2 separate regions of the Homo sapiens genome follow, and region 1 is linked to region 2. A link is an interaction called in ENCODE POLR2A ChIA-PET data of the cell type or tissue named here. Cell type or tissue: K562. All regions are shown on one strand. Links, peaks and the distances in the headings refer to the core of each region. The heading gives the core; the rest is flanking DNA.

Region 1 (5,365 bases), core at 50-5,049, 110 kb before region 2:
GGTTGTGGAGGGCCTCACTTAAACAAGCACGTCGCTTACGTCACGGCAGACCCACAAACAGGCCCTCATTGATTTGTTGTAGTTGCTCCTGGTTAGGGACGTTCACCACGTAGACCAGGGCCCTACATAGGTGACTCAAGAGGGCAGCCCGGGTGCCTGGGAGCAAAGCGCCAAGCCTTTGTAGCCAGGAGGCACTTCAAAGCTAGCTCCCAAGGGACTTCTCAAATAGGGCTAATGGGGCACACGAATTTATCCCTGCCTACTCCTGAGACACCCTGGCATGACAGTAAAGAGATGTTTAAAGGTGAAAATCTGCTAAGACAAAGAGTATGATAGAGGAGGCATCAGTAAAATTTCAGAAGCTTGAATGCAGATAGGAGAAGGGTCGTTTCTTTAGCCCTGTGGAGAAAGCTGAAACCGAGGTTTATAGAAAAACAGGAAGTCCAAAAAGCCGGCCAGAACCCCAAAAAAGCTCCTAAATTGGAGACATGTACAGAGATTTTTAAAAAAATTACTTTGCCTATGAAGGATCAGGCAAAAGAGTAGCACTGGACAATGGTTGCTTAAAGACAGTGGAGCAAAATTTTGAAATTTTGTATGCAGGTAAATTAATCAAGCATAAGGGTAGAATAAAAATGTGGGTCATAAAACTTCTCAAAAATTTACCTCCCATATACTCTTTCTCAAGAAACTACTGAAGGATGAGGGAGGCTTTGGGAAAGCTAAAAAGATGTAGCAGAGGTTCAGAATCCTCAGTGAAGGAAGGCTTCCTGGAGGAGGGGGCATTTGGAATGGATCTCAAGGGATGGGCAGGGTGTCAGTGAGTTAAGGTGGGGGATGGAGCAAGGAGAATTTCTGGGTAATGGGAACAGCATTGGCTCTGGCAGGGCGCTAGGGGAGGGGGTTCAGGGTTGTCTTGCCACTGGTTTGGTGGAAACAGGGAGAGATGCAGTTGGCTGGGGCCTGACCACAGCAGGCTTTGAATGGCAAGGAATCAGGACATAATTCTACAGGCCTGAAGGACCGTGAAGAGGGGCCCTAGGGCTGGGAGATGAGAGAGGCTGGAGGGGCCCCCAGGAAGGGGGCCAAGGCAGAGGGAACGCAGGTCTCCAGGCTGGGTCTGGGCGCTGATGAGATCACGTGTGAAAACACCACGTCACAAGGGGCCTCCTGAGAGGTGTGGGCGAGCCAGAGTGAAGACTGTTGGGTTGGAGGGACTGGGCAGAAGCCCAGCTGTCTGTTAAATTTCCCAGGAGAGGAAGGCTCTGAGCAGGGCAGAGGGACTGGGTGGTCACCAGGGCATAGAGCCACCCGCTTTAAAGCCCCTGGGTGGCCCCATCCTGGGCCTGCAGGACCCACTCCACACTGCTCCTGGACCACTGGACCAAAGTGGAGCCAGACCCCGAGGCCCAAGGCTCCCAATGACATTTCATCATCCTCCAGGCTGTCTTACCACCCAGTGCCCTGCCTTTCACCCTGTGAAATAAAGCCACTGTTTGAGAATGCAACTGGGGTCACCACCTGGCTCCCACCCCCCACTGCCAGCCACACCATGTTTAAGAGGGCTGGGTGTGGAGCGCCGGCACGTAGCAACAGCGTGCAACCCAGGCAAATTACCTCCACTTCTCAACCTGTAAAATGGGATTTACAGTAGCTCCTGCCTGCTGGGGTGGTTGTGAGGATGAAATGAATCTGAATGGGGTAAGAGTTTAGAATAGAGCCCAGAACCCAGGGAGCCATTGCTATCATTATCCTTATTAATATTACTGCTGAGGCTTAGAGAGCAAATAGAGCCAAGGATGACTTTGGGGGCAGCTGAGCCAAAAAGTGGAGATCCAAGAGTTTGCGTGGCCTGGACTGACCATGCAGCTTTGCAGGGTCTCGCTCTCCTCTGTGGCCTGGCCGGATGGGATCCCATGTCCTCAAGGCCTGTCCAGAGACCCAGCCCAGAAGCCATGCTGATTGGAAGGAAGTCACAGTCACAATTTCTAGGGGGCCGTGGACAGCAGTGGGCTTGATCGGGTTTGGGTTCTGACTCGTCAGAGTTCCTACCCTGGCCAAGGGGACCCTACCCCACACTGGGGCCACCTGCCTTCCTGCTATCCTTCAGTATGTGGTGGGGGATAGCCCTTTCCGAGGGATCCACCCAATGGGGATCCAGGGTGGAAGCGTTTACAACCCGGCACGCCCTCCCTGGCATGATTTCCCCATCACTCTGTCCCACCCACGTCCCCGGGCTCCTTGGCCTGGTTTCCAGGAGCTCTGTGTGTGGGGGATTGAAGGGTAGTCATTTTGTAGTATGGGGAAGATTTCAGGGCCAGACAGACGCTTCAGGGCTATACAGGAGCCCTGTGAACATAGCCATCACCAGTCACTGCCTCAGGCCTCCGGGGTAACACAGATAAGAGCAGGGAGGGCTGTGTGGACACTGTCCCTTCAGGCTTTCAGAGGAAGTCCAGCTGCTCAGCACTGCCCAGGTGTGGCAGGGATGACACCTCCCACTCCAGATACCATTTCATCTGAGGGCTTAGTCGGTAATTTGGGTATGCTGCCACCAGGTGGCTCCCCTTTAAGGCCCTCTCTCCTCAACTACTGAGCAAACCTTGGATTCTGTCCTAGAAGAGAGGATGTTGGGCTTCTCTCCTTACTCATGCTGGCCCCTTGTGGGCACCTGAACACCAGGCCTCCTCCGCCTGGGTATCCCCCAGCCCCTTCTCCTGCTCTTTTATCTCTCTCTCTTTGTAGCCCCATCTACCCCACTCATCCTAGGGTCAGGAGTTCCTAATCCGAAACAAGCCGAAGCTCCACTCTGCCCCTCCCAGGCTCATCCCAGCCCTGCCCAGCTGAGCTTCCCTGAGAGGCTGAGCGCTTCCTCCACTCCTGGCCAGCACCTCAAACCACCTCCCCTGCTGCCTTCCCCCAGCCCTGGGACTCCTCCTCTCCTCTTCTGGCCATTTTCATGGGACTCCCCCTGCCAAGATCCAGTCCCAAAAATTCCCTGAGCAGTCGGGAGGCAGGTCAATAAAGGTTTGCTGAATGAAAGATTGGGAAAGGGGCAAACACATGGCTGAGGGACTAATCGGTGGACACATTTTTACTGGGCACCTATTATGTGCCAGGCCCTGTGCTGGCCCAGGAGGTGAATGAATCAGTGAAGAAGAGAAGTAAAGGGGGATGTGAAAGCCCAAACACAGGAATGGCTGGAGAAACGGAGCAGAGGAGGGGACCAGCAGAGGGGTGGGTGGCTGGCTGGAGGGGTGGGTAGGTGAGTGCTTCTCATGATTTGCTGGGGAAGAGCCAGGTCACTTGGCCAGGGATTGAGAGAGGCAGTGTCCCCAACAGGACCCAGACCAAAACAGATGACTCACTTATATGTAAGGCCTTGGAGAACCAGCTGCTGCAGGGGAGGGGCGGGGCAGAGGGGGGTGCTGGAACCAAAATTGTGCTGTGGGGGCACCCTGGGGAGCTTGAGACAAGGTCAAAACAGGCCCTGCACAGATGGAAACCGGTGCAGATTAGGAAGAAAAGCCTGAAGACTCATCCCAGAAAGCAGCAGTGACTCATTTATTGAGCACCTACTAGCTGCCAGGGATGTCCTATAAATCAGTCCTAAGCCCCAACAGTCCTGGGCAGGAGAGTTACCCTCACCTTGCAGAAAAGAAAAAGAGAAGCTGAGTGGTAAAATGACTGATCCACAGCCACCCAACAGCAAGGGCCAGAGTCGAGACTGACCCAAGTCCTCTCTTGGCTGGGACCTGCCCCTCTGTCAGCTAGCGCATGCATTCTTGGAGAGACCCAAGGAGATGGTGACCAGCATGGAACAGACGATGGAGGGAGGTGGGCAGCAGGGCAGCCTCCCAGGTGCCTGCAGAGCATAAGCCAGCAGGGAAGAACCACTGGGTGGCCAAGACACCCCAGTGCGGGAGGCCTGGCCTCTGGGGATGCCTGGGTTTTGCCTGTGGGGTTGGTACTCCCTCTGGACAGTCACAGGTGAGTGGCTTCCCCTCTCTGAACCTGAACTTCTGCATCTTTAAAAGGCAGAACACACGCTCCCAGAGTGACCTTCTGTCCACTGGGCTGGATGCAGTCAGCAGCAGAAGCTCGCCTGCCCTCCTTGCCGGCCCTCCCTGGGGTCATTTGTGCTTTCTGGTCAGCCTGTCCAGCTGGCTGACGCCAACTGCCCAGGGCCCGGACACCTTGGAGAGCCGGCCATGATGCTGATGCAAATGTACAGGTAGGCCACTGCTTTATCACTGATGAGGAACATCCCCTTCCCTCAACTGCTTTTCCACAGGGCAGGCAGGGCAAATATTCATATCCCGTGCTGCAGACAAGAATGCAGGTGGGGAAGGAAGAGAAGCTGACCTTCCTGCCACAAGCTCAGTTCTGGGAGCCTCTTGTGGGTGGTTCCCCTCATCCTCCCAGGAGCTCTGAAGGGTGAGTATCATCCCCATTTTGCAGATAAGGAGACTGAGGCTTAGAGAGCTTGGATGCCTGGTCCAAGGTCAAGCATCTCATCAGGGTCTAGACTCGATTCAAACATGGGCTCTCTAGCATGCTATGTGACCTTGCGTGAGTTCCTCCCTCCCCCAGCCTCCACCTCCTCACCTCTGGGATGAGGAGGATGGACAAGGTGAATTTATCATTGAGGTCCTCCCAGCTCTGGCAGTTTGGAAGCCTGTGCCCTCACCGGAAAAGAGCACCAGGCGCTGTGTCCTCACAGCCAGGCTTGGCCCCAGCTCTGTGACCAGCAGCCAGCGCCCCTTTCATGAGTCTCAGCACCGCATCTGCAGGCGGGGAGATGGCTTCGGCTTAGCAGGTGTGCCAAGCGCTGATGCAGGTGACACCCGTGGGGCATGGCCTGTGAGGGACCAGCATGTAGTTCTCCTGGGAACACCTGGGGATGGGCCCGGAGACTGGAGCCCGGGAATTCAAAGCCTGGTTCCTGGGGTCAGGGGGCTCATGAGGGAGCCTCTGGGGCTCTCCTACCCTTGGCTAATTTATTGTGATGCAAAAATCAGACTCAGGGCGGCAGGAAGCAGAGCCGAGTGCCAAGCACTCTTCCATTCTGTTCTGTTCCACATATTTTCAGTATTTATTGTCCCCATATGTGATGCTGAACATTAAAAAACATGTTGCTGAGATTCCTCCAGAAAGGGCTGACATTTCACAATATTCCTCTCATGCTGGGGATTACTGCTCAAGATGATGAAAACGTGGTTTATTCAAAACAGATTGGGGCAGAAGAAAACAATGGCATGGCCCCCGGAGAGGCTCAGCGCGCTCCCGCTCCTGGGAGAGACAGGCGGTGCACCTCCGCCAGGAGCTCCAGACCCGGGGCAGCCTCTGTCCAGTGGGGGCCTGG
Region 2 (5,365 bases), core at 79-5,078:
CGACACTAACCACACCCACTCCCACAATGCACCTGTTTGTAAAATGTTTCTCAGTGGGGCACGGTGGCTCACGCCTGTAATCCCAGCACTTTGGGAGGCTGAGGTGGGTGGATCACCTGTTGTCAGGAGTTCGAAACCAGCCTGGCCAACATGGTGAAACCCCATGTCTATTAAAAATAAAAAAATTAGCCGGGCGTGGTGGTGCACGCTTGTAATCCCAGCTCCTAGGGAGGCTGAGGCAGGAGAATTGCTTGAACCTGGGAGGCAGAGGTTGCAGTGAGCCGAGATCGTTCCATTGCACTCCAGCCTGGGCAACAAGAGTGAAAGTCTGTCTCAAAAAAAAAAAAAAAGTTTCTCAAAAGAGCTCATGTAAATAAAGCATTAAGGGGTGATGTCTCTTCTGTGCTGCTGCCGAACGTTTCAGAAGCGACAAAGGACAATGAGCAGCTGCTTCCCACGATGCTGGTGAGTTCCCGCATCAGCTCCCTTGGCCTGAACAGAAACAGTGGCTGGGCGTGGAGTGGCCTGAACTCAGCTACTGGTGGCACCACACTTAAAGATATGTTGAAGTCTGTGACTGCTCCAGGTGTAGACAACCTTGGAATCCATCCCAAGTGAATTCATCTCCACTGCTGCCTGTACTTGTCCCACCCACACGCTTGCATCTTCAGAGAGCCCTCCTCGCTCTACTTTTCCTCAGCCATCAAGGTGTTTGGGCGTCTGTCACCGGGACAGGCTCTGAGCCTGGCATGAATCTAAGAGAAAGCAGATATTTATAAGCCAGAGTCTTAAAGAAGTTGGGTTTAGATGCAAAGGAAATTTGTGCCGTGTGAAGAAGGGATAACAACCCAACGAGGAGTCAACATTGCCTGATCCACGGCCGCTTGACTTTCCATCCATGGGTTTTTCAGTTTTTGTCTTTCTAAGCTCTTCATAGGAATCCAAAGTGGGGGCCGGGTGCAGTGGCTCACACCTATAATCCCAGCACTTTGGGAGGCCTAGGTGGGTGGATCACCTGAGGTCAGGAGTTCAAGACCAGCCTGGGCAACATGGTGAAACCCCGTCTCTACTAAAAATACAAAAATTAGCCAGGTGCGGTGGCACGTACCTGTAATCCCAGCTGCTCGGGAGGCTGAGGCAGGAGAATTGCTTGAGCCCGGGAGGCAGAGTTTGCAGTGAGCTGAGACTGTGCCATAGCACTCCAGCCTGGGCAACAGAGAGAAATTCAGTCTCAAAAAAAAACAAAAAAAAAAAACAAAAAAAAACCAAAAAAACAAACAAAGCAAGAGAGAGAGAGGGAGAGAAAGAAAGCAAGAAAGATCCAAAGTGAGGAACAACAAGGGGTGTCTCAGGACTGCCCTCCAAGCCTAGTAACTCGGGGAATGACATCAATCATACCTTCATGCCTCACCCACCCTTGGAAAGATGGGTGGGATTAGGAGCCAAGGCATTCAGTATGAGGGGCCTGGCCCCATCAGAGCAGCCGACGCTGGGCCCCTCCCAGGCCTCAGCTTGCTCATCTGCGCAAGGCGGGCTGCACCTGCCCTTCTCCCTGCACAACAGCTGTTGTGAGGCTGAGAGAGCAGGGCACACCGAGCGTTCCCCAGCACCAGCCACGATGGTCCATGCTTAAACTGGAGATTACATGGGATCCAGTGGTCAAGTTGCCCTGGGTCACCCCAGCAGGTGAGTGGCAATCCCCAAAATAATACTCTGGTGTCTGTGACCCCAGGGCCAGACTGTCCTTGACAGCTGGTTAGAGGAAGTTGTTGGTCAGTTGGAGACAGGGCAGGTGTTGGCCCTTGGGCACGTACAGGACTTTCTGCAAACCTATGGGTGCTCTTCTTCTGAGAGTGCCTCAACAATTTCTTATTTTTGTTATTTTTTTTTTATCTTCTCAATGGGCCTGGCCCAGGAGTTTCGGGCTTTTATTAAGCAGTGGAAGTGCATTGGAAACACAAGGCGCTGACCTCCTCACCCTGCCCACACTGGTAGCAGAGTAACAACTGGGTCTCCAGAGACACCTGAGGGCCCGCCTTCCAGCCCTCAGGCAGAAGACCTAAAAGCTGTGTGGAATATTCCCCCATCACGACCTTGGTCTGGACGCAGCTCCAGGGTCGCCCTTCCTAAGGCAACGTCACCCTGACCTGGCCCCATGGGCGACTTAAAGGTAACTCCTGGGGAGGGGGTCTTGCTCACTAAGGCTTTTGCAGCCTGTGCCTCTGCAGTGGATGAAGAGTTTCCAATGGCCTAATTTTCTCCCAGGGAGTAAAACTGAAGGTCTGGAAGAAGAGCTCACTGTTTATAAATGTCCTAGAAATAAAAGAGCTTAAACATGAGGGATAAAAACATGGTTCAGTATCTTGGGGTTCTTCATCAGATTAGCGAGGCCCTAGAGCAGAAAACCACGGCTGACCTGAAGGACTGATAAAGCCGTGGTGGCTTCCTGCATTCCTCGTGGCCACAAGCCCTGGACTTATCACACCAGGCTTCCCTCCAGCAGGTCCCAAGAGCTCCGCAAGAGAAATGAGGGAGATAGCTACTGGGCACTGGACACCTGCTGTGTGCCCTCGGGGCTGACAGACTTCTCATATTTGATTTTCATCACCCCATTAAAGTTGGCACTATCACATTTTATAAGTGAACCCTGAGCCTCCAGAAGGTTTAGCAATTGCCAGTCAACAGCTCCTGGGTGGCAAGGCCAGGACAGGAATCCAGGTCTGCCCAAGCCCACAGCCCACGCCCTTCCCTTTCTGGGCACTACGTCTGGGCACATGGTGCCCCCACAAGCACTCAGCACCCAGGTCAGTCAGGAGAGAGAGGTGGGGTGGAGGACGGTGAGGAGCAGGGAGGCAGCTGGTCAGCCACTTAGAAGGCTTAATTAAGCAGAGAGACAAGGAGGGCTTGCCCCACGACAGAGACTCCGTACACATGGGGAGGTGGGCTTGGGAGACCTCAAGGAGACAGAACTAACAGGGACGGGGCAGCTGGCTGACTTATACCTGTCCTCCCTGGCACCCCAAAATATAGTAGGCTGTGGGGACCGGGCCACAAGGAACAGACCCAGAAGACAAGGTGATGTTGCTGTTGTTTGGCATGAAGGCGGCAGCTACTACATATTCCGGAAGGAGAGGCCGTGGAGGAGGAGGGGAGGCCCAGGCAGGAGCCCGGGGAATACATTTCCCCTCTACCCTGCCACGGAGGCTGGCCCATGCTGGAAAGGGCAGAGCTCCTCAGAGACCCAGGAAAGGGCAATGTGACACAGCCTAGCTCGGCTCAAGCCTGGCCAAAAGGCCGAGGCGTGGGAACTGCAGATGCTGGGGCTGCCGTGACCGAGGTAGCTCTGGGCTGGTCACCAAGCCGAGCCCAAGGCAGTGGAGCCAAGGCTGATTGCAACAGAGGAGGAGGAGGAGGGGGGAGGCAGCAGCAGGGGAGACACTTTTCAAAAAGTCTGACATTGAGGAGAAGTGGATACATGAGTAACCAGGATGAGGGGTTTTTTTTGTTTTTTTGTTTTGTTTTGTTTTTAAGATAGGGACAGTTGGGACATATTTGCAGACAAGAAGGAATTGAGCCAGGGAGATAAAGATTTAAACTGTCCAAGAGAAAAAGTGTGCACAGGGCAGAGCTGGCGAGGAGCTAGGGGCGGGCAGGGGCCCAGAACAAAGGGTACAAGCAGATACGGGGTTTTGTTTTCTTTTTATTTTTTTAAAGACAGGGTCTCTCTCTCTCTCTCTCTGTCACCTAGGCTGAAATGCAGTGAACTGATCATTGCTCACTGCAGCCTCGACCTCCTGGTCTCAAGAGATCCTCCCATCTCAGCCTCCTGAGTAGCGTGACCTCAGGCACATACCACCACACCTGGCTAATTTTTTTATTTTTCGTAGAGATGGGGTCTCACTATGTTCTCCAGGCTGGTCTCAAATTCTGGCTTCAAGCAACCCTGCCACCTCAACCTCCCGAAGCACTGGGATTACAGGCATGAGCCCCCACACCCAGCCACAAGCAGATAGGTTTAGATTTGAAGGGAAAAGACACTTTATCCTCTAAGACAGAAGAGAAGGATGAGAGAAAGGGAGCTGGAAATGAGAAGTGCTCAGGTGGAGGGGCTGAATCTCACATAGATGACACCGAGCAACCCAGAAAAGCAAGAGGCACAGGCACAGCAGAACACATGAGAGGGCTGCTGGTTCTGCGTTAGTTAGGGCGCGCAATGCTAGCTGCCGTAACAAACAAACACCCAAGCCTCAGGGGCCTGACCCAGTGACAGTTTGTTTCTCATTCAAAGTCCAATGCCAAGGTCACAGGGCAGTGGCAGGCTTCCACATCGTCATTCAGGGACCCAGGCTCCTTCCCCCCAGTGTCCCTGCCATCCCCTGGAGAGGAGCGAGCACATGGAGAATTGTGTGAGAAGCTTTCCGGGCAGGCACGGAAATAGCACACACTTCTGCCCACACTTCACTGGGCAGGCCTGGGTGCCACAGCCACACTGGGCAAGAGGCTAGAAAAAGTAGTTCCACTGGGTTCCCAGGAGGAAAAGGAAACAGATTTTGATGGAAACACAGCCATCTCTGCCACCAGGTAAGGGCTCAAATGAAGAAGAGAAGATTCCAGTAGTGTGAGTTCATGAGTAGTTGCTGCAGCCACCCCCGGAAGTGACAGGAAATGAACCACCCCCTTTAGCCTGGGTCCTCGCAGCAAACCTTTTGCAAAAACTCTGAAGACATTGAATATATCGTTCTCCCTGGCCCACCCTGCGCATCCAACGTGTGACACAGAGCGCTTGCCATGCATCCCTGCCCCAGGAAGGCCCCCGGCTCAGGTTTGTCATTGCTCAGCACCTTTAGATGTACAGTATTTGCAGCAAAAGGCCTTCCATGATTCAAAGGCATGAAGCCCCAACACTGGCATTCCAGGCGTCCCACTTAGAGTTCACAGTCATTGCTGGGTATCAGCCCACCTTCAACCCCCCGAGGTAGATGGAGGGGGTCCTGCCGGTCCCTCACAGCCAGAACAGCTCAGAAAGAACAGTGTATAAAGAAGGCCTTCATGGCCGGGCATGTGGCTCATGCCTATGATCCTAACACCTTGGGAGGCCAAGGTAGGAGGATAACTTGAAGCCAGGAGTTCGAGACCAGCCTGGGCAACATAGTGAGAACCCCCTCACCCCATCTCTACAAAAAATAAAAATTAGCTGGGCATGGTGGCACAAGCCTGTATAGTCCCAGTTACTTGGAAGGCTGAGGAGGGAGGATTCTTGGGCCCAGAAGTTCAAGGCTGCAGTGAGCTACGATCACACCAGCGCACTCCAGCCCGAGTGACAGAGCGAGACCCTGTCTCTATGTTTAAACTCGAAGAAGAAGGA

Evidence for each region. Peaks named below come from ENCODE experiments on the same cell type or tissue, not always from the same donor. Only the 100,000 strongest peaks of a DNase experiment are listed, where the experiment ranks them.
Region 1: POLR2A ChIA-PET joins it to region 2 with 5 read pairs; 3 of 35 experiments call an interaction of 5 or more read pairs at or near these places.

Annotation. Positions count from the first base shown.
Region 1 is chr2:120,434,591-120,439,955 of GRCh38, reverse strand. No RefSeq gene overlaps it. Among named protein-coding and RNA genes, the nearest start is that of LINC01101, 29 kb to the left of the region's middle. In K562, for the core only: a CTCF peak has its summit at 2,525 (motif pointing right); a DNase peak (open chromatin) is centred at 2,485; H3K27me3 peaks cover 2,813 bases.
Region 2 is chr2:120,321,364-120,326,728 of GRCh38, reverse strand. No RefSeq gene overlaps it. Among named protein-coding and RNA genes, the nearest start is that of INHBB, 22 kb to the left of the region's middle. RefSeq lists an enhancer at 1,070-1,570. In K562, for the core only: no CTCF peak of the experiment used is centred there; a DNase peak (open chromatin) is centred at 2,468; H3K27me3 peaks cover 4,038 bases.